2 separate regions of the Homo sapiens genome follow, and region 2 is linked to region 1. A link is a loop called in an ENCODE intact Hi-C map of the cell type or tissue named here. Cell type or tissue: B cell. All regions are shown on one strand. Each heading gives the region's core, and the rest is flanking DNA. Links, peaks and the distances in the headings are about the cores only.

Region 1 (10,914 bases), core at 3,819-7,818:
ATGTGTGCCACCACTCCCAGCTCATTTTTTATTATTAGTAGATAGAGACAGGGTTTCACCATGTTGGCCAGGCTGGTCTCGAACTCTTGGCCTCCCAAAGTGCTGGGATTATAGGCATGAACCACTGTGCCCTGCTCAAAATGCTTTTTTTTTTTTTTTTTTGAGATGGTGTCTCGCTCTGTTGCCCAGGCTGGAGTGCAGTGGCACAATCTCGGCTCACTGCAACCTCTGCCTCCTGGGTTCAAGCAATTCTCATGCATCAGCCTCCCGGGTAGCTAGGATTACAGTTGGCCAGGCTGGTCTCGAACTCCTGGCCTCCCAAAGTGCTGGGATTACAGGCATGAGCCACTGTGCCTGGCTCAAAATGCTATTTTTGTTTTTTGAGACAGAGTCTCGCTCTGTCACCCTGGCTGGAGTGCAGTGGCACGATCTTAGCTCACTGCAACCTCCACCTCCCGGGTTCAAGCAATTCTTCTGCCTCAGCCTCCCAAGTAGCTGGGATTACAGGCATGTGCCACCACACCTGGCTAATTTTTGTATTTTTAGTAGAGACGGGGTTTCACCATATTGACCAGGCTGGCCTTAAACACCTGATCTCATGATCTGCCCGCTTCGGCTTCCCAAAGTGCTGGGATTACAAGCATAAGCCACCGTGCCCAGCCTCAAAATGCTATTTTAAAGTCACTTTCTGTGAGCTCAATGGCAGAACACACGGACACATACAGGGGAACAACATACACTGGGGCCTTTTGGAGGGTGGAGGGTGGGAGGAGGGAGAGGATCAGGAAAAATAACTAATGTGTACTAGGCTTAATGCTTAGGTGATGAAATAATCTGTACAACAAACCCCCATGACACAGGTTGACCTATGTAATAAACCTGCACTTGTACCCCTGAACTTCAAATGAAAGTTAAAAAAAAAAAGAAGAGGCTGGGTGCAGTGGCTCACACCTGCAATCCCAGCACTTTGGGAGGCCAAGGTGGGCAGATCACCTTAGGTCAGGAGGTCAAGACCAGACTGGCTGACATGGTGAAACCCCATCCCTACTAAAATTACAAAAAAATTTGCCGGGCATGGCAATGCCTTCCCGTGATCCCAGGTATGTCGGGAGGCTGAGGCACGAGAATTGCTTGAACCCAGGAGGCAGAGATTGCAATGAGCTGAGATTGTGCCACTGCACTCCAGCCTGGGTGACAGAGTGAGACTCTGTCTGGAAAAAAAAAAAAAAGGAAAAAAGTCACTTCCAATAATCCTTCTTAGTGTGGTTATGCCAAATTGGCATATACTCAGGGTTTTTTACTTTTTTTTTTTATTTTAAGGGATCGGTCTTTTTGTCTTTGATTTTACTTTGTAATTTTGTAAAATATTTACATTTACCAAATAGAAACTCTGAAACAAGACACACTCAGAGAAGCTGAGCTTCCACCCCTCCATCACCAGTCTGCCTCCTCTTACCCTGTAAATACCCATGTTGGCTTTATCATTCCATCGTTTTTCTTTGAAAATGTGAACAAACATATACAAACCACAGGTGTATTGAGAAGGTAGGTAGCATGCTTTGCATTCATAGTTCTGATCCTTGGATACTGTTATTTATTTATTTATTTAAAATTTTTTTTGAGACAGAGTCTCACTCCATCACCCAGGCTAGAGTGCAGTGGTGCAACCTCGGCTCACTGCAACCTCTGCCTCCAGGGTTCAAGCAATTCTCCTGTCTCAGCCTCCTGTGTAGCTGGAATTACAGGCGCCCGCCACCATGCCCAGCTAATTTTTGTATTTTTAGTAGAGATGAGGTTTTGTCATGTTGGCCAGGCTGGTCTCGAACTCCTGACCTCATGTGATCCACCTGCCACGGCCTCCCAAAGTTCTGGGATTACAGATGTGAGTCACCACACCTGAACAGTTATTTATTTTTTTTTGCTTAACCATATATCCTGGAGACCACTGCATTGTAGGATAAGGAAACATTTTTTTTTTTTTTTTGAGATGGAGTCTCGCTCTGTTGCCCAGCCTGTAGTGCAATGGCGCGATCTTGGGTCACTGCAACCTCCATCTCCTGGGTTTAAGCGATTCTCCTGCCTCAGCCTCTTGAGCAGCTGGGATTACAGGCATCCACACCTGGCTAATTTTTGTATTTTTAGTAGAGACGGGGTTTTACCATGATGGCCAGGCTGGTCTGGAACTCCTGACCTCAGATGATCTGCCCGCCTCGGCCTCCCAAGATGTTAGGATTACAGGCGTGAGCCACTGTGCCCGGCCTTCTCATTTCTTTTTTCTCTTTCCTTTTTTTTTTTTTTTTTTTTTTTTTTTTGTGAGACGAGTCTCTCTCTATCTTCCAGGCCGGAGTGCAATGGCATGATCTCGGCTCACTGCAACCTCCGCCTCCCGTGTTCAAAGGATTCTCCTGCCTCAGCCTCCTGAGTAGCTGGGACTACAGGCGTGTGCCACCACGCCTGGCTAATTTTTTGTATTTTTAGTAGAGACAGAGTTTCACTGTGTTAGCCAGAATGGTCTGGATCTCCTGACCTCGTGATCCGCCTGTCTTGACCTCCCAAAGTGCTGGGATTACAGGCGTGAGCCACCGCGCCCGGCCTCATTTCTTTATATTGCTGCATAGTACTCTTCTGTGTGGCTGTGCCATAGATTATTCAACCAGTTCCTTCTTGGTGGATGCTTGAGTTTCTCACGTTATGCTATCACTAGCAGTGCCGCAGTGAAAAACCCTGTGTGTCTGTGATCTGGGGAATGGATTCCTCGTTCCCCTCAGGGGATTTTAAATCCTAACTTATGATACATGTTATGCAGGAGAGGTTCGTGGTGCTGTGGGATTTCATAACAGGGGCTCTGCCCTATCAGAGTAGTCACTAACAGCTTTTCTTGAAGAGGAGCTGGTGGTCACGCTGAGATCTGAAGGAAAAATAGGAGGTGATTAGATGAAGAGAGGAAGAAGCAGGCAGTAGCATGTGTTAAGGCTCCGCTGCCGGAGTGAGCCTGATACATTCGAGTAACTGATAGAAAGCTGGTGAGTTTGCAGCTCAGGAAGTGAGGGAAGGGATGGAGGGGACCATGTCTTTGCATGGGTTGGGGTCGGTGGAGATGAAAAGAAGTAGATGGCCGGGTGCGGTGGCTCATGCCTGTAATCCCACCACTTTGGGAGGCCGAGGCGGGTGGATCACCTGAGGTCGGGAGTTTGAGACGAGCCTGACCAACATGGAGAAACCCCGTCTCTACTAAAAATACAAAATTAGCCAGGTGTGGTGGCACATGCCTGTAATCCCAGCTGCTCAGGAGGCTGAGGCAGGAGAATTGCTTGAACCCGGGAGGCGGAGTTTGCAGTGAGCCGATCATGCCATTGCATTCCAGCCTGGGCAACAAGAGCGAAACTCTGTCTCAAAATAAAAAAGAAGAAAAGAAGTAGATGAATTGAGGTGACCAGCACGAGGCAAAATGCACAGAACTTGGTGATTTTATTAGTTGGGACACTGGTTCACCTGCCATTTTGAAGACTTAAAATAACTGGTTTAAACAACAAACGATTGTTTCCTTTTTTTTTTTTTTTTTTTTTTTTGAGACAGTTTCTTGCTATGTTGCCCAGCCTGGAGTGCAGTGGTGCAATCACAGCTCACTGCAGCCTCAGTCTCCTGGGCTCAAATGATTCTCCTACATCACCCTCCTGAGTAGCTGAGACTATAGGCGCCCACAACCACGCCCGGCTAATTTTTGTATTTTTTGTAGAGATAGGATTTTGCCATGTTGGCCAGGCTGGTCTCGAACTCCTAGCCTCAAGTGATCTGCCTGCCTCGGCCTCCCAGAGTGCTGGGATTACAGGCGTAAGCCACCACACCCGGCCTCTGTTTCCCTTTAACATAGAGTCAGTCCTGGTGTAAGTAAGTGTCGCAGCTCTGGTTTGGCTATTCCAAGGCATCAGGGACCCAGGCTCCTCCTACCTTGTTGCTCCATTTTCCCTAAACGATTGTCTTTGCTCTTATTGTCCAAATCGGATGGTCACCCTCTCCTACACTCCAACTGCCAGGAAGGGGAAAGGAGAAGGGAAGCTAATGATGGAGGTAGACCTGCCCTTTCCCTTAGAGACACATGCAGGGACCTGCGCAGTTCACTTTTGCACACATCCTATTGGCTAGAATTTAACCCCTTGGCCACACCTATATACAAGGGAGGCTGGGAAATGTGGTCTTATTTCTGGGTAGCTGTGCCCAGCTACGTATTGGAAGTCCTATTGCTTTGGAAGAAGGGGAGAGTGGATATTGGGGTGCAGAGTAGTCTGTGCTGTGCCCTGTGAGGGTTTGGGAAAGGTGGGGGGTGGGAGAGGGCAGTGGTAAGGAGGATATCTTGCTCCCCAGCTTTGAGCCTATGTGGGTGGAGGTGTCATTTGCCCAGGCAGGGGGCACAGAAGGGCTGTCTCTTTCTTTTTTGTCTTTTTTTTTTTTTTTTTTTTGAGACAGAGTCTCCCTCTGTTGGCCAGGCTGGAGTGCAGTGCTGGGATCTTGGCTCACTGCAGCCTCCGCCTCCTGGGTTCAAGAGATTCTCCTGCCTCAGCCTCCTGGGATTACAGGCATGGGCCACCATGCCTGGCTAATTTTTTTGGCATTTTTAGTAGAGACGGGCTTTCGCTATGTTGGCCAGGCTGGTCTCGAACTCCTGACCTCAGGTGATCTGCCTGCCTCAGCCTCCCAAAGTGCTGGGATTACAGGTATGAGCCACCATGCTCGGCCAGGGCTGTCTCTTTCTAACCCTGCACCACATGGTTTCATAAGAAATCTGGCCTTTGTGCACGATGTAGGGAGCAGAGTTCAGGATATTGGGGAAACTGAGGCTGAGGGATGCTCCAGTTTCAGCTGATTGGAAAGACAGGTTGAGCCCAAACCGTTCCTCAAGAAAACACAACTGCAAGACCAGCCCAAACTGGACCTACTCTGTTGATAACAGAAGGTCAAGTTACCTGGCAGATATAACTGAGCCAACACAGCAAGTCAGGTATCCCAGACATGCACAGTTGGAAAAGCTTTGATGTCTATCAACACCCAGAACTAGTGATTCCTCCGCGCAAAACCAAGAAGTCCAGGACATGCCCAGAACTTGACCACCGGAACTGTTTCAGAAGCGAGGGGTCCATTGGCTAGGAGGATCTGGGGTTATGCTTTGCCTCAACAGGCTCAGCGCGGTGGCTCATGCCTGTAATCCCAGCACTTTGGGAGGCCAAGGGCAGGAGTTAAGAGACCAGCCTGGCCAACATGGTGAAACCCCGTCTCTACTAAAAATACAAAAATTAACTGGCTGCGATGGCTCGCACCTATAATTCCAGCTACCTGGGAGGCTGAGGCAGGGGAATCACTTGAAGCCTGGAGGCGGAGGTTGCAGTGAGCCGAGATCACATCACTGCACTCCATCCTGGGCGACAAAGGGAGATTCTGTCTCGAAAATAGATAGATAGACAGACAGATAGAGAGATAGACAGAGAGATAGATAGATAAAAATAAAATTCTGCCCTTGGCCTCTAGGGGGCCATACTGGCTTGCTGCGAAGTCACGGTGTTTTTATTTTACTTGAGTGCTGTGCGGTTATTGGAATTCCTCTATCTGCTGGGTTGCTTCTGGCACCCACATCACCTGCGCATGGCCTGCTTTCTCCTGCTGATCGTGCTCGTCTGGAGCCTGCGGGCCCTTCTGCCCCCAGTGCAGTCTGTCCATCTGTCTGTCTGTCCTTCCGTCAGCATTGCTCCCTTGTTCCAGCTCTCTTTACTCTCTGAAAGGGGCTCCTGGGAATGGGGGTCAGGCAGGGGAGGCTGTACATGCCAGTATGTGGCCTTTACCCTTCCCCTCTTCCCCTCCCCTCTCTTTTTCTTTCTTTCTTGGAGACAGGGTCTCCCTCTGTCGCCCAGGCTGGAGTGCAATGGCATAATCACGGCTCACAGGAGCCTCGACCTCCTGGGCTCAAGCAACCCTCCTGCCCCAGCCTCCCATGTGGCAGATACTACAGGTATGCACCACCATGCTTGGCTGATTTTTTTTTTTAAATAGAGATGGGTTTCCTTATGTTTCCCAGGCTGGTCTTGAACTCCTGGGCTCGAGCCGTCCTCCCACCTCAGCCTCCCCAAATTCTGAGATTACAGGAGTCAGCCACTGCTCCCGGCCTGATATCATGACTGTGTTCTGTCTCCTCCACACACGGGACCTTGTTCCTGGCCACCCACAGCAAACCAGCTCTCTCCTCTCCCTGGGCTTGGCTTCCTTCTTTCCTGGCAGCATCTTTGCCAGTGTGCCGGCTTGAAAACAGCCGAACATGAGGAGGGGTGGTGTAGACTGACAGGGGCTCACTCAAACTTGAGGAGAAGCCAAGCTGGGGCTGAGTTTGGAATGCATGCCATGGTTACAGACGACGTCATTCTGCCCTTTAGCTGTGACTCAGCAATTAGGATCAGATTTCCCATCCCGAGGGTTGTCCTTGTGACCTGCCAGATGGATGATCATCACCCCCATACCAGCATCGAGTGAGAAGACCTCGAGCTGGGGCCTGCACAAGGGTGGCTGCAGCCGTGATGAAGTGGCAGTGATTTGCAGAGCCTTGGGCTGCCTCTCTGCTGCAGGGACTGTGACAAATCAAAGAGGAAGCCTTCTAGAGCCCTGCATCATGTGCACTTCTTGGCACTTGTGAAATATTTCATAATCCCAATTGCGTAGGTAGCTCCAGTTCTGCCGCCCACTGTCCGTGTGACCTCGGTGAAGTCACTTCATCTCTGAGCTTCAGTTTCCCAGGCTGCAGAACAAGTATCAGAGCGAGAACCCCTTCATTCGTTTGTTCATTCACTGACTTACACACTCAGTCGCTCCACGAACATGTGCTGAGCAGCTACTATGTGCTGGATGCAGTGCTCAGCCCTGCGGATCCAGCCGTGAATGCCTAATAAGGACCCAGCCCTGGCAGAGTGGACCTCCCTTTCTACTGAGAGGACAGTCAACAAACAAGGTTATCCACATCGACACATTGTTGGCCGGGTGCGGTGGCTCACACGTGTAATCTCAGCACTTTGGGAGGCTAAGGCAGGTGGATTGCTTGAGCCAGGAGTTCAAGACCAGCCTGGGTAACACAGTGAAACTATGTCTCTGCGAAACATACAAAAATTATCCGGGCATGGTGGCTCTCGCCTGTACTCCCAGCTACTTGGGGGGCTGAGAGGGTAGGATCTCTTGAGCTTAGGAGGCAGAGGCCCTGGCTAATTTTTGTGTTTTTAGTAGAGATGGGGTTTCACCATGTTGGCCAGGCTGGTCTTGAACTCCTGACCTCAAGTGATCCGCCCTCCTCGGCCTCCCAAATTGATGGGATTACAGGCATGAGCCACTGCACCTGGCCTAAAAAGATTATTTTAAAGATGAATCTTTTTTCTTTGCCCAGACTTTGGATGTCCTTTTCTCTCTGTTTCATTCTTTTTTCTTTTTTTTTTTTAAAAATCTTTCTTCCAAAGTTTTATTGTAAAAATGTCCAAATATAAAGAAAAGTTGAAAGAACTATACGGGGAATACCTATGTATACATCACCCAGATAACATTTTGTCCTATTTGTCCATCCATCTATCCATCCATTCATCCATCCATCCATCCACCCACCCATCCATGCATCCCACCCACCCATCCATCCCTCCCTCCTTCTAACCATCCATCCACCCATCTATCCACCCATGCATCCACCACTCACCCATTTATTCTTCCCCCCACTAATCATTCATTCGTCTACCCATCTATCCATGCCCCGTCTATCCCTCCCACCCTCTAACCACCCATCCATCCATTTATCCATCCATCCATTCCTCCCTCTAACCATTTATCCATCCATCCCTCTCTCCCTCTAACCATTCATCCATCTACCCATCCATACATCTACCCATCCATTTATTCATCCATCCATCCCTACCTCTGACCATCTATGCATCCATTCCTGTCTCCCTCTAACCATCCCTCTAACCTCTACCCATTTGTTTACTCATCCATCCATCCATCCCTCTATCCCTCTCTCTACCTAACCATTCACCCATGCATCCGTCACTCTACACATCTTACTTTTTGGATGCATTTCACAATAAGTTGTTGACGTCAGTACCCATTTCCTTGAACAATTTGTTACGCGTTTAAATAACTAAAGTTTACTATCCAGAATATTTTTTCAATGCAAAAAAAAAAATACACAGGTTAAAAAGGTAGCCAGCTATGTATATCTAAAATGAGATTGTGGAATTAAAAATACCTGTGATTCCTATTGGAAATCTACTAATATTAACATGAGAATTGCTCCATTAGGAATTAAAGTTAGATGCTAAATTTCCAGGGTTTTTTTTTTTTTTTTTTTTTTTTTTTTTTTTTTTTTTTTGAGACAGAGTCTTGCTCTGTCGGCCCAGGCTGGAGTGCAGAGGCGTGATCTCAGCTCACTGCAACCTCCACCTCCTGGGTTCAAATGATTCTCCTGCCTCAGCCTCCTGAGTAGCTGGAATTACAGACATGCACCACCACGCCCGGCTAATTTTTGTATTTTTAGTAAAGACTGGGTTTCATCATGTTGGTCAGGCTGGTCTTAAACTCCTGATCTCGTGATGCGCCTGCCTCGGCCTCCCAAAGTACTGGGATTATAGGCGTGAGCCACCATACCCAGCTCCAATGTATTTTTTCCCTCTGAGTTTGAGGACACCTACTCAGTTCTTATTTCATAAAACTCAAAGAAATCATGCTGTTACCATGTGAAGGCAAGCACTATCATCAGTGGGAAATACTGAGCACTTGTTATGTGCATTATCTCATTTAATCATCACCCCAAACCTATGGGGAAGTGGACTATTACTGTTCCCATCTTACAGTTGAGAAAACTGAGGCCAGGAGGTGATGTGATGTACTCAGGTTCCTGGCTGGCAGGTGACAGAGCTGGGCTAATCATATCTATCTATCTATCTATCTATCTATATAGATAGATATATATATATAGATAGATAGATAGATATAGATATATATATAGATATATATATAGATATATATATAGATATATATAGATATATAGATATATATAGATATATATAGATATATATAGATATATATAGATATATATAGATATATAGATATATATAGATATATATAGATATATAGATATAGATATAGATATAGATATAGATATATATATATATAGTTTTTTTTTTTTTTTTTGAGGAAGGTTCTCACTCTGTCACCCAGACTAGCATGCAGTGGCACAATCATGGCTCATTGAAGCCTCAAACTCCTAGGGCCAAGTGATGCTCCCACCTCAGCCTCTGGAGTAGCTGGGACTACAGGCACCACCGGCATGCCTGGCTAATTTTTAAATTTTTTGTGGAGACAGGAGCTCCTTATGTTGCCTAGGCTGGTCTTGAACTCCTGGGCTCAAGTGATCCTCCCACCTCAGCTGGGAATATAGGCGTGAGCCGCTGCGTGCAGCCTATGCTGTGAATAGCAGGCTTGTGCACGTGCTGTGTGCCCCTCATGGGCAGGCACTGTGCTGAGTCCTTGGTGGATTGTTTCATTTGCTCCTCACGGCAGTTTTACCAGGCCATAGGTGAGCCCAGGTCCCCAGCTGCCAGCAGCAGAAACAGACTTGGCTGATGTAAGCAGAAGAAGAATTTACAGAAAGAGGACTGAGTAGTTCTGCCCCAGCACTGAAGATGGGATAGAGAGTGAGCCACCAATGAATGCCCAGAACTGGACCACTCTACTGTGGCTCCATTCCCAGGCTGCAAGCCTGGACCCAAGGCAGCCACACTGACCCAAAGAGATGGGCGTTCCTGCCACCTACTGTGAGGCCCCTTCTCCACTTCTCTGTGGTGCTGGTGATACAGGAGATAGAAAGAAATTATTTAGGCAGACCAGGCGCGGTGGCCTGCGCCTATAATCATAGCACTGTGGGAGGCCGAGGTGGGCGAATCACCTGAGATCAGGAGTTTGAGACCAGCCCGGCCAACATGGTGAAACCCCATCTCTACTAAAAATACAAAAATTAGCTGGGCTCACTTTTACAGATGAGCACGCTGGTGGTGTGCGCCTGTAATCCCAGCTACCCAGGAGGCTGAGGCAGGAGAATCACTGGAACCTGGGAGGCGGAGGCTGCAGTGAGCTGAGATTGTGCCACTGCACTCCAGTCTGGGCAACAAAGCTAGACTCCATCTCAAAAAAAAAAAAAGAAAAATAAATTATTTAGGCAGATAGTAAGGGCAACAGAGTCCTCGGTGGAATTTCACTTTTAATAAAAAGTAGCCTCCACATCATTTCTTTTCTGACAAAGAGCAGCCTGGAAAATCGAGCTGCAGACATAGATAAGCAAGCTGGAAGATTGCACAGGTGAATGCCGGCAGCTGTGCCAATAGGAAAAGGCTACCTGAAGGCCAGGTGTGTTCAACACGGGGGCTCTATTTTCCCTTTTCTTTGTCATCGTGTGTACCGTAAAGGAACAGGCAACATTGGCATTGGCCAGGTAGAGAGCTCATCTGCATAATAAAAGATTAGGGTGGGGCAGCCAGCTTCTTCATGCACTATGCAAAAGGTACACCTAGTCCTAACCAGTTCTTCACGTGCTATGCAAATAGCACACCTGGTCTGACCAATCTTCATGCCCTATGTAAATCAGACTCCGCCTTCTCAAGCTCATCTGTAAAACCTTCTGCATTCCACTGCGGAAGCAGTAACCCATTTTCTCTGGGACCCCTTTCTTCGCAGAGAGCGCTTCTCTTTCTTTCGCCTATTACACTTCTGCTCTTAACTTCAGTCTGGTGTGTCCGCATCCTAGTTTTGCATGGCTGTCAGACAACAAATCTCGGGTATTTACCCCAGACAACGACGCTGCTTCACTAGCACCCATTCCATCTGGAGCAAGCACACCTGATTGCCCCA
Region 2 (11,539 bases), core at 4,892-8,891, 170 kb before region 1:
TAGACTTTTTCTTCCCTTAACCACTGCAGCAAAAAATCACCATGTACCAACCTATCCAAACTTATCCATGGATGAATCTATCCAGAAGACGGGAGTTCCGATGCTTGTCTTGCTCTGAATGTCTGCTTGTCACCTGCTTAGGGTTATCGACTGTGATTCTGGGACTCATTGTTGTTCTACAGGACCCCTCTGACTCTGTGGTTTTCTCTACTGGATTAACAATGATAGCCATAGGTGCTTTTTTTGTTGTCCTCACTGGAGTGACAGCCCTGTGTACGGTTACAGTCGACGAGAACTTGCAGAAAACCACGAGGCTAAGACTAGGAGTGATACGAAAAAGCGGAAGTCTCCAAGGAACTACAGAGCCTTCCATGACTCACTCAATAATCGCTAGCACCTCGCTGTAGTTGTACATTGAACCCTGGCATCTTCGTCTTTGGAACTAAGTCTCCTGAGCATTGTTTTTAAATAGAAATAAAATCTGGCTTTTAAAAAAACTCTTGTAATCCCAGCAGTTTGGGAGGCCAAGGTGGGTGGATCACAAGGTCAGGAGTTCGAGACCAGCCTGGCCAACATGGTGAAACCCCGTCTCTACTAAAAATGGAAAAATTAGCCAGGTGTGGTGGCAGCCGCCTGTAATTCCAGCTACTCTGGAGGCTGAGGCAGGAGAATCGCTTGAACCTGGGAGGCGGAGGTTGCAGTGAGCCGAGATTGTGCCACTGCACTCCAGCCTGGGCGACAGGGTGAGACTGTCTCAAAAAAAAAACCCTTCTAATTTTATAATGTTCTTATTCCCTAAAACATAAGATTCTGTCTACAGAAGGACCTTCAGGTCATAACGATGCCTGTCAAATTCATGCCATCTGGCCGGGCACAGTGTCACTCACCTGTAATCCCAGCACTGTGGGAGGCCAAGGTGGGTGGATCGCTTGAGCCCAGGAGTTTGAAGCCAGTATGGGCAACATGGTGAAATCCTGTCTCTAAAAAAAACAAAATACAAAAATTAGCCTGGGCATAGTGGTGGATGTCTATAGTTCCAGCTACTTGGGAGGCTCAGGCAAGAGAATCGCTTGAGCCCAGGAGGCGGAGGTTGCAGTGAGCCGAGGTTGTGCCACTGCACTCCAGCCTGGATGACACAATGAGACTGTCTTCCCCTCCCACTCAACAAAAAATTACATGTCGTTGCCGGGCGCGGTGGCTCACGCCGTAATCCCAGCACTTTGGGAGGCCGTGGCAGACAGATCACGAGGGCAGGAGATCGAGACCATCCTGGCTAACACAGTGAAACCCTGTCTCTGCTAAAAATACAAAAAATTAGCCAGGTGTGGTTGCAGGCGCCTGTAGTCCCAGCTACTCTGGAGGCTGAGGCAGGAGAATGGCCTGAACCTGGGAGGCAGAGCTTGCAGTGAGCCAAGATCACGCCACTGCACTCCAGCCTGGGCGACAGATTGAGACTCCGTCTCAAAAAAAAAAAAAAAATCCAAGTCGGCCGAGTGCGGTGACTCATGCCTGTAATCCCAGCATTTTGGGAGGTTGAGGTGGCTGGATCACTTGAGGCCAAGAGTTCAAGACCAGTCTGAGCAATATGGTGAAACCTCATCTCTACTGAAAATACAAAAACTAGCCAGGCGTGGTGGCATGCACCTGTAGTCTCAGCTACTTGGGAGGCTGAGGTGCAATAATTGCTTGAACCTGGGATGCAGAGGATGCTGTGAGCCAAGATTTCTGAATCAGGTCTTGGAAAACAACCTGTCTTTCTCCTGCCATTTTTCTCCCCAAGGCAGGAATCTTCTCACCTTTCTTCTTGCAGTTGGCTATAAAGTTCTGTGGCCAGGCACAGTGGCTCACGCCTGTAATCCCAGCACTTTGGGAGGCCGAGGTGGGTGGATCACGAGGTCAAGACCCAACCTGGTCAATATGATGAAACCCCGTTTCTACTAAAAATACAAAAATTAGCTGGGCATGGTGGCGCGTACCTGTAGTCCCAGCTACTCAGGAGGCTGAGGCTTGAAGCCAGGAGGAGGAGGTTACAGCGAGCAGAAATCTCACCACTGCACTCCAGCCTGGCGACAGAGCGAGACTCCGTCTCCACAAAAAAAAAAAAAAGTAAATTCGGTGACGTACCTTGTCTGACAGTAGGTGACAATACTCCCATTTCAGAAGGGGTCTACCCCATACCCTGGAAGAAGGAATGTCGTCTAACCTACTTTGATTGCAGGTCACAATACCCCCTACTTCAGAGGAGATCCTGCCATATACCCTGGAAGAAGGGGCCACAGAAAGCATGAAGAATTGGAGCCTTGCTCTGTTTCTCCACTTCGTCTGTTAGATCATGGCCTTTGTGTCCAGTCATGTTTCTGTCTGGTTGTTCGTCACAACTATCCAGTGCCTAAGAGCACAGGGTTCAGGGAACTTCCAGAGAGCTGAACACGGGGAGGTTCCTGGAGGGTGGCTGACCCAAGAAGGTCAGGGAAGCTCTGAGCCCCTTTCCCCACACCTCACCCTATGCATCTCTTCATCTGTATCCTTGGTAACATCTTTTTTATTTTTTTTAATTTTTTTTAGACAGTCTTGCTCTGTCGCCCAGGCTGGAGTGCAGTGGTGTAATCTCGGCTCACTGCAACCTCTGCTTCCTAGGTTCAAGTGATTGTCCTGACTCAACCTCCCAAGTAGCTGGGATTACTGTGCTATCACGCCCGGCTGTATTTTTTGTATTTAATACAAAAAACACAAAATTTTTGTATTTTTTAATAGAGACAGAATTTCTCCATGTTAGCTAGGCTGGTCTTGAACTCCTGATCTCAAGTGATCTGCCCACCTCAGCCTCCCAAAGTGCTGGGATTACAGGTGCCCACCACCATGCCTGGCTACTTTTTGGATTTTTAGTAGAGAAGGGGTTTCACCATGTTGGCCAGGCTGGTCTTGACGTCCTGACCTCAAGTGATCCACCTGCCTTGGCCTCCCAAAGTGTGAGCCGATGCCATCCTTGTGTGTGTGTGTGTGTGTGTGTGTGTGTGTCGTTTTTTTGTTTTGTTTTGTTTTGTTTTTTGAGACAGAGTCTCACTCTGTAGCCCAGGCTGGAGTGCAGTGGTGCAATCTCAGCTTACTTCAGGCTCTGCCTCTTGGGTTCAAGGGATTCTCTTGCCTCAGCCTCCTGAGTAGCTGGGATTACAGGTGTGAGCCCCCACACCAGGCTAATGTTTGGATTTGTAGTAGAGACAAGGTTTTGCCTTGTTGTCCAGGCTGGTCTCAAACTCCTGACCTCAGGTAATCTGCCTGCCTTTGCCTCCCAAAGTGCTGGGATTACAGGCGTGAGCCGTCATCTCTTGCCCGGTAACATCCTTTATAATAAACCAGTAAATGTGTTTCCCTGGGTTCTCTAAGCTGCATTAGCAATTAAATGAACCCAAAGAGAGGGTTGTGGGAACACCAAGTTGAAACAAGTCAGAAGTTCTGGAGGCTCAGATTTGTGACTGGTGGGAAGGGAGAGGGCTGCTTGGTGGGAGTGAGCCCTCAGTTGTGGGGCCTGATGCTGTATCAGTGAGGTAGATACTGTCAGAATTGAGGCTGGGCGTGGTGCCTCATGCCTGTAATCCCAGCACTTTGGGAGGCCAAGGCAGGTAGATTGCTTGAGTTCAGGAGTTCGAGACTAGCCTGGTTAACATGGCAAAAGCCTGTCTCTATAAAAAATACAAAAACAGGCCAGGTGCTGTGGCTCACGCCTGTAATCCAGCACTTTGGGAGGCCGAGGCGGGCAGATCACTTGCGCTCAGGAGTTTCAGACCAGCCTGGCCAACATGGTGAAACCCTGTCTCTACTAAAAATACAAAAATTATCAAAGCATGGCGGTGTGTCCCTGTAGTCCCAGCTACTCAGAAGGCAGAGGCAAGAAAATAGCTTGAACCTGGGATGTGGAGGCTGCAGTGAACCTAGACCGCGCCATTGCACTCCAGCCTGGGTGACAGAACAAGACTCCGTCTCAAAAAAAGAAAAACAAAACAAAACAAACAAAAACAGCCAGGCATGATAGCACTTGCCTGTGGTCCAGCTACTTGGAAAGCTGAGGTGGGTGGATCACTTTGAGTCTGAGAGGTTGAGATTGAGCCACTGCACTCCAGCCTGTGCAACAGAGCTAGACCTTGTTTAAAAGGAAAAAAAAAAATGCCGGGTGCAGTGGCTCATGCCTGTAATCCCAGAACTTTGGGAGGCCAAGGAGGGTGGATCACGTGAGGTCAGAAGTTCAAGACCAGCCTGGACAACATGGTGAAACCCTGTCTCTACTAAAAATACAACAATTACCCGGGCATGGTAGCAGGCACCTGTAATCCCAGCTATTCAGGAGGCTGAGGCAGGAGAATCACTTCAACCCGGGAGGCGGATGTTGCAGTGAGCCGAGATCACACCATGGCACTCCAGCCTGGGCTACAGAGACTCTGTGTCCCCCCAACCAAAAAAAAAAAAAAAAGTCGGAGGACACCCAGCAGATGTCTGATGTAGAATTGATTGGTTGCTTGGTGTGTGGGGAGAAATCCCTACACATTTGGTTACAGAAGTCTTCTGTGTCATTGTTGTCGTGGTGTTTTTCCCTTCAGTGACCACGCTGTCCAAAGTGATCTACAGATTCATTTCAATCCCTATCAAAATACCAATGACATTTTCAGAGATAGAAAAAAAAATCCTAAAATTCATGTGGAACCAAAGTGAGCCCAAATATCCAAAGTAATCCTGAGCAAAAGAAGAAAGCTAGGCCGGGCACGGTGGCTCACGCCTGTAATCCCAACACTTTGGGAGGCTGAGGCGAGTGGATCGCCTGAGGTCAGGGCTTTGAGACCAGTCTGGCCAACATGACGAAACCCCGTCTCTACTAAAAATACTAAAATTAGCTGGGCGTGGTGGCAGGAGCCTGTAATCCCAGCTATTCGGGAGGCTGAGGCAGGAGAATCACTTGAACCTGGGAGGCAGAGGTTGCAATGAGCCAAGGTCGCACCATTGCACTCCAGCCTGGATGACAAGAACGAGACTTCGTCTCAAAAAAAAAAAAAAAGAAGAAAATGGCTGGATGCAGCGGCTCATGCCTGTAATCCCAGCACTCTGGAGGGCCGAAGCAGATGGATCACCTGAGGTCAGTAGTTCAAGACCAGCCTGACCAACATTGAGAAACCCCATTTCTACTAAAAATACAAAATTAGCTGGGCGTGGCAGCACATGCCTGTAATCCCAGCTACTTGGGAGACTGAGGCAGGAGAATTGCTTGAATCTGGAAGGCGGAAGTTGTGGTGAGCCGAGATTGCACCATTGCACTCCACCCTGAGCAACAAGAGTGAAACTCTCTCTCTCTCACACACACACACACAGACACACACACACACACACACAAAGCTAGAGGCCTCATGTGGTCACTCACACCAGTAATCCCAGCATTTTGGGAGTCCATGGTGGCTAGATCACTTGAGGTCAGGAGTTCGAGACCTGCCTGGCAAAACCTCATCTCTACAAAAAAAAGTACAAGAAATCAGTTGGGGGCTGGGTGTGGTGGCTCACGCTTGTAATCCCAGCACTTTAGGAGGCCAAGGCCGGTGGATCTCCTGAAGTCAGGGGTTTGAGACCAGCCTGGCCAACATGACAAAACCCTGTCTCTACTAAAAATACAAAAAAAAAATTAGCCAGGTGTGGCATGTCTGTAGTCCCAGATACTCAGGAGGCTGAAGCAGGAGAACTGCTTGAACCTGGGAGGCAGAGATTGCAGCGAGCCGTGATCACGCCACTGCACTCCAGACTCCAGCCTGGGTGACAGAGTGAGACGCTGTCTCAAAAAAAAAAAAAAAATTGGGTGTTGCGTTGTGTCCCTGTAGTTCCATCCACCCAGGAGGCTGAGGTGGGAGGATCATTCGAGCTGTGAGCTGGGAGGTCGAGGCTGCAGTGAGTCATGATGGCACCACTCTAGCCTGGGCAACAAGATTTGTTTCAACAAAACTGTAAGTTGTAGAATGCTGAGATTCATTTTGCTTTATTACAAAACTAAGAATTTCTAGTTGGTTGTTGAATTTAATATTATTTAACCACCAAAGAAAGAGATTCTTGTTGGCCTGATACATCTTCCTTGATATGTCAAAGTGTTTTTGTCACAAAGGAGAGCAGGTATAACTGTGAAAACTGCATTACATCTATAGACTGTACCAATGTCACTTTCTTGGTTTTGATATTTAATACGTTAACATTGGGGGAGGCTGAGAGAAGGGTCCGTGGAACTTCCCTATACATTTCTTGGGACCCTCTGATGAATCTATAATCATCTCAAAATGAAAAGTTAAACACATTTTAGTTTCACAAAACTATGTAAATGAAACAGAATACCCAATGTTGATTTTTGTAATTGTGTTACATTTGAAAGGGAACGCAAAATGTGATTGTAATGATAAGAACTAGCCACAAGTTGTCACTAGTGGTCTATCATAGCCCTCTGAAACTCACAACACCCACCCCCCCGCCACGCCCCCCGCCACCCTCAAAACGAGAATTGTTTTGATGAAGAAAGGACGTGACTTTTTTTTTTTTTTTTTTTTTTTTTTTGAGACAGAGTCTCACTCTGTTGCCCAGGCTGGAGTGCAGTGCCACGATCTCGGCTCACTGCAACCTCTGTCTCCCAGGTTCAAGTGATCCTCCAGCCTCAGCCCCCGAGTAGCTGGATTACTGGTACATGCCACAACGCCCGACTGATTTTTTTATTTTCAGTAGAGATGGGATTTCGCCATGTTGGCCAGGCTGGTCTCAAACTCCTGACCTCAGGTGATCCACCCATCTCGGCCTCCCAAAGTGCTGGGATTACAGGCATGAGGCACCACGCCTGGCTGGATGTGGCTATTTTTAAACTGCCATATTTAACCATTGCTGTTTTTCTGTTTGGAAGCACTGTAAAATCCCAATATCGTATTCTTTTTTTTTTTTTTTTGAGATGGAGTCTTGCTCTGTCACCGAGGCTGGAGTGCAGTGGCGCGATGCAACCTCTGCCACCCAGGTTCAAGTGATTCTCCTGCCTCAGCCTCCCGAGTAGCTGGGATTACAGGTGCCTGCCACTACACCCGGCTAATTTTTGTAGTTTTAGTAGGGACGGAGTTTCACCATGTTGGTCAGGCTGGTCTTGAACTCCTGTCCTCAAGCAATCTACCTGCCTCGGCCTCCTAAAGTGCTGAGATTACAAGCATTAGTCACCGCGCCCTGTTTATCTTATTCTTTTATAGGTGAAAATACAGAAACCATAAGAAAGGGAATAGGGTTTTTTTGTTGTCGTTTTTGAGACAAGAGTCTCCCTCTATCGCCCAGGCTGCGGTGCAGTGGCGCGATCTCGGCTCACTGCAAGCTCCGCCTCCCGGGTACACGCCATTCTCCTGCCTCAGCCTCCCGAGTAGCTGGGACTACAGGTGCTCACCACCACGCCCAGCTGATTTTTTTGTATTTTTTTTAATAGAGGCGGGGTTTCACCGTGTTAGCCAGGATGGTCTCAATCTCCTGACCTCGTGATCCACCAGTCTCAGCCTCCCAAACTGCTGGGATTACAGGTGTGAGCCACTGCACCTGGCCGCAGGAATAGGGTTTAAAGGTGGCAAATTAGACATTCTCTAGAGGAACGTCACTTCTCAAAGTGTGGCTCCTGGAGCAGCAGCACTGGCAGGGCCTAACAATTTGTAAGAAGTGCAAAACCTCAGGCCTCACCCTAAACCTACCAAATTAGATTCTTCTTCTTTTATATTTTTGAGGTGGAGTCGCACTCTGTTACCCAGGCCAGAGTGCAGTGCGGTGATTTTGGCTCAATGCAACCTCTGCCTCCTAGGTTCAAGTGATTCTCCTGCCTCAGCCTCCCAAGTAGCTGGGATTACAGGTGTGGGCCACCACGCCCGGCTAACTTCTGTATTTTTAGTAGATACGGGGTTTTATCATGATGGCCAGGCTGGTCTCGAACTCCTGACCTCAGGTGATCCACCTGCCTTGGCGTAATCCCAGTGCAGGGATTACAGGTGTGAGCCACCATGACCAGCCAGATTCTTCACCTTTTTGGTGTGTGTGTGTATGTGTGTGTGTGAGATGGTGTCTTGCTCTTGTCGCCCAGGCTGGAGCACAATGGCACAATCTCGGCTCACTACAACCTCTGCCTCCCAGGTTCAAGCACTTCTCCTGCCTCAGCCTCCCAAGTAGCTGGGATTACAGGCGCCAGCCACCACGCCCGGCTGATTTTTATATTTTTAGTAGAGATGGGGTTTCACCATGTTGGCCAGGCTGGTCTCGAACTCCTGACGTCAGGTGATCTGTCTGCCTCGGCCTCCCAAAGTACTGGGATTACAGGCATGAGCCACTGCACCCAGCCCTGAATTTGATTCTTCTTCTTTTTTTTTTTTTGAGACGGAGTCTCACTCTGTTGCCCAGGCTGGAGTGCAGTGACGTGATCTCCGCTCACTGCAAACTCCGCCTCCCGGGTTCACGCTGTTCTCCTGCCTCAGCCTCCCGACTAGCTGGGACAACAGGCACCCACCACCACACCCGGCTAATTTTTTGTATTTTTTAGTAGAGATGGGGTTTCACCCTGTTAGCTAGGATGGTCTTGATCTCCTGACCTCGTGATCCACCCGCCTTGGCCTCCCAAAGTGCTGGGATTACAGGAGTGAGCCACTGCGCCTGGCCACCACATGGACATCTTTGAGGATCATCTTTCAATACCCCTTAGTCTCTGTGTTGTAGAACAGCAGCTATCAAGGAGCATTGTTCTTTTTTTTTTTTTTTTTTTTTTTTTTTTTTGATCCAGAGTCTGGCTGTGTTGCCCAGGCTGGAGTGCAGTGGCCAATCTCAGCTCACTGCAACCTCTGCCTCCTGGGTTCAAGTGATTCTCCTCCCTCAGCCTCCCGTGTAGCTGAGGTTACAGGTGCATGCCACTACACCTGGGTAATTTTTGTATTTTTGGTAGAGATGGGGTTACACCGTGTTGGCCAGGTTGGTCTCGAACTCCTGGCCTCAAGTGATCTGCCCACCCTGGCCTCCCAAAGTGCTGGGATTACAGGTGTGAGCCACCGTGCCTGGCCTTAACATAACTGTTTACAACAAAACTGTATAACCTGCCCGTCCTGCCTGGATGATTGATTCAGGATGCTTATGTTGATGCAGGAGAATGGGGTCTGGAGGCAGGGAACCTAAAAACTTCCTAGAACTAGGCCGAGTGCAGTGGCTCACACCTGTAATCCCAGCACGTTGGGATGCCGGGGCCGGTGGATCACCTGAGATCAGGAGTTCGAGGCCACCCTGGCCAACATGGTGAAATTCTATCTCTATTAAAAATAGAAAAATTAGCTTGGTGTGGTGGTGAGCACCTGTAATCCCAGCTACTTGGGAGGCTGAGGCAGGAAAATCGCTTGAACCTGGGAGGCAGAGGTTGCAGTGAGCCAAGATCCTACCACTGCACTACAGCCTGGGCAACAAAGTGAGACTCTGTTTTAATAAATAAACAAACAAACATACATACTTCCTAGAACTCAATAAAAGGGAAAAACCCCAATTAACTGTCTTTTTTTTTTTCTAGATGGAGTTCAGTGGCCTGATCTTGGCTCACTGCAACTTCCGCCTCCCGGGTTCAAGCAATTCTCCTGCCTCAGCCTCCCAAGTAGCTGGGATTACAGGCACCCCCCACCATGCTAGGCTAATTTTTGTATTTTTAGTAGAGACGGAGTTTCACTATGTTGGCCAAAGGTCCGCCCACCTCCGCCTCCGAAAGTGTTTGGATTACAGGCATGAGCCCTCCCCGCTCTCCCACCTCCAGGCCAAAACCCCAACTTTCTATGCCCAACTAAATAACTTTGTAACTTCACTTCAGCTATGGCAGGAAACATCCTCTTCATTTCCATGGGGTGTATGCCAAGTAAATAACTTTGTAACTTCACTTACCCTCTTCATTTACATAGGGCATACCAATGGGAAACCTCTGAAGGGTATTTAAACCCCAGAAAATTCTGTAACCAGCATTGTTGAGTCACTTCCTCTAACCTGCTCCCTACTCTGTGGAGTGTACTTTCGTTTCAATAAATCTGTGCTTTTCTTTCATTGCTTTGTGCGTTTCGTCCAATTCTTTTTTCAAAACGTCAAGAACCTGGACACCCTCCACCCGTAACAGTGTGACACAGTTCTGGCCAGAGTCAGGTCCAGGTTTTACGGAAGTATTTGTAAGAGCAAGGCTTTGTGGGAGTTGCTGAGAAAAGACCACCTAAGCCTGGAACTGCTGGCAGTTACGTTGCCGCAAGGGGTGAGTCTGCCTGAGAATGGAAAGCAGAACTGACAGAAGGAGAGAGAGTGCCTGAGTTTCTGATGATACTGACACGAACCTTACCTGGACAATTAAGTTCTATGAGCTCATAAATTTCCTTTCTTCCCCTTAGCCTTGTTTAATTAGGGTTCACTACTTAACAGTCTCTTACAACTAAAAAATTCTTTTTTTTTTTTTTTTTCAGATGGAGTCTCGCTCTGTTGCCCAGGCTGGAGTACAGTGGTACAATCTCAGCTCACCGCCAACCTCTGCTTTCCGGGTTCCACTGATTCTCCTACCTCAGCCTCCCTGGTAGCTGGGATTACAGGCGCCCACCACCAAGCCTGGCTAATTTTTTGTATTTTTAGTAGAGACAGTGTTTCACCATGTCAGCTAGGCTGGTCTTGAACTCCTGACCTCAGATGATCCACCTGCCTTGGCCTCCCAAAGTGCTGGGATTACAGGCGTGAGCCACCGCACCCAGCCAAAAAATTCTTGACATATGCACTCATAACACCTTGAAAGAAAATACCAGTGAAGTGCTTGAAAGGGAACTGGTCCCCAAAGGGTATTTGAATCACTAAGACTTGGGCAAGATTTGACTGCTTAGATTTGATATATGATATTCTAGTTCTAGGCCCGGGCGCAGTGGCTCACGCCTGTAATCCCAGCACTTTGGGAGGCCGAGACAGGCGGATCACGAGGTCAGATCGAGACCATCCTGGCTAACACAGTGAAACCCCATCTCTACTAAAAATACAAAACATTATCCGGGTGTGGTGGCGGGTACCTGTAGTCCCAGCTACTCGGGAGGCTGAGGCAGGAGAATGGCGTGAACCCAGGAGGCGGAGCTTGCAGTGAGCTGAGATCATGCCACTGCATTCCAGCGTGGGTGACAGAGCGAAACTCCGTCTCAAAAAAACAAAAAAAACACCAAAACTAGTTCGAATCTGGTTAGAACAACTTTATTGCTGGATTTTGACATCCTAGCAAAAAAGGTGCCAAACCATTGTCATACGTTTTGTGGATACATTTGCATATTTTATTATTATCTTTTTTTGAGACAGTGTCTTGCTCTGTTGCCCAAGCTGGGATGCAGTGGCACGATCTCAGCTCACTGCAACCTCTGCCTCCCGGGTTCAAGTGATTCTCCTGCCTCAGCCTCCTGAGTAGCTGGGATTACAGGCGCACGCCACCACGCCTGACTAATTTTTGTATTTTTAGTAGAGACGGGGTTTCACCACGTTGGTCAGGCTGGTC

What was found. Hi-C counts contacts between places; a loop is a spot of excess contacts. Peaks named below come from ENCODE experiments on the same cell type or tissue, not always from the same donor. Only the 100,000 strongest peaks of a DNase experiment are listed, where the experiment ranks them.
Region 2: a loop joins it to region 1, with 11 times the contacts of the local background. A loop is called at or near these places in 9 of 110 quality-filtered maps.

Annotation. Positions count from the first base shown.
Region 1 is chr16:11,636,168-11,647,081 of GRCh38, reverse strand. LOC124903643 (a long non-coding RNA gene) reads right to left here and starts at 6,620. Exons shown (of 2, transcript XR_007064986.1): 1 at 6,130-6,620; 2 at 5,535-5,777. It also overlaps a transcript of LITAF not described here. RefSeq lists enhancers at 4,642-5,305, 6,255-6,549. In B cell, for the core only: CTCF peaks have their summits at 4,387, 5,346 and 5,545 (motif pointing right); DNase peaks (open chromatin) are centred at 4,381, 5,541 and 6,695.
Region 2 is chr16:11,808,788-11,820,326 of GRCh38, reverse strand. It overlaps BCAR4 (breast cancer anti-estrogen resistance 4), which reads left to right. Exons shown (of 3, transcript NR_131222.1): 3 at 30-497. Among named protein-coding and RNA genes, the nearest start is that of BCAR4, 14 kb to the left of the region's middle. In B cell, for the core only: a CTCF peak has its summit at 6,411; a DNase peak (open chromatin) is centred at 6,446.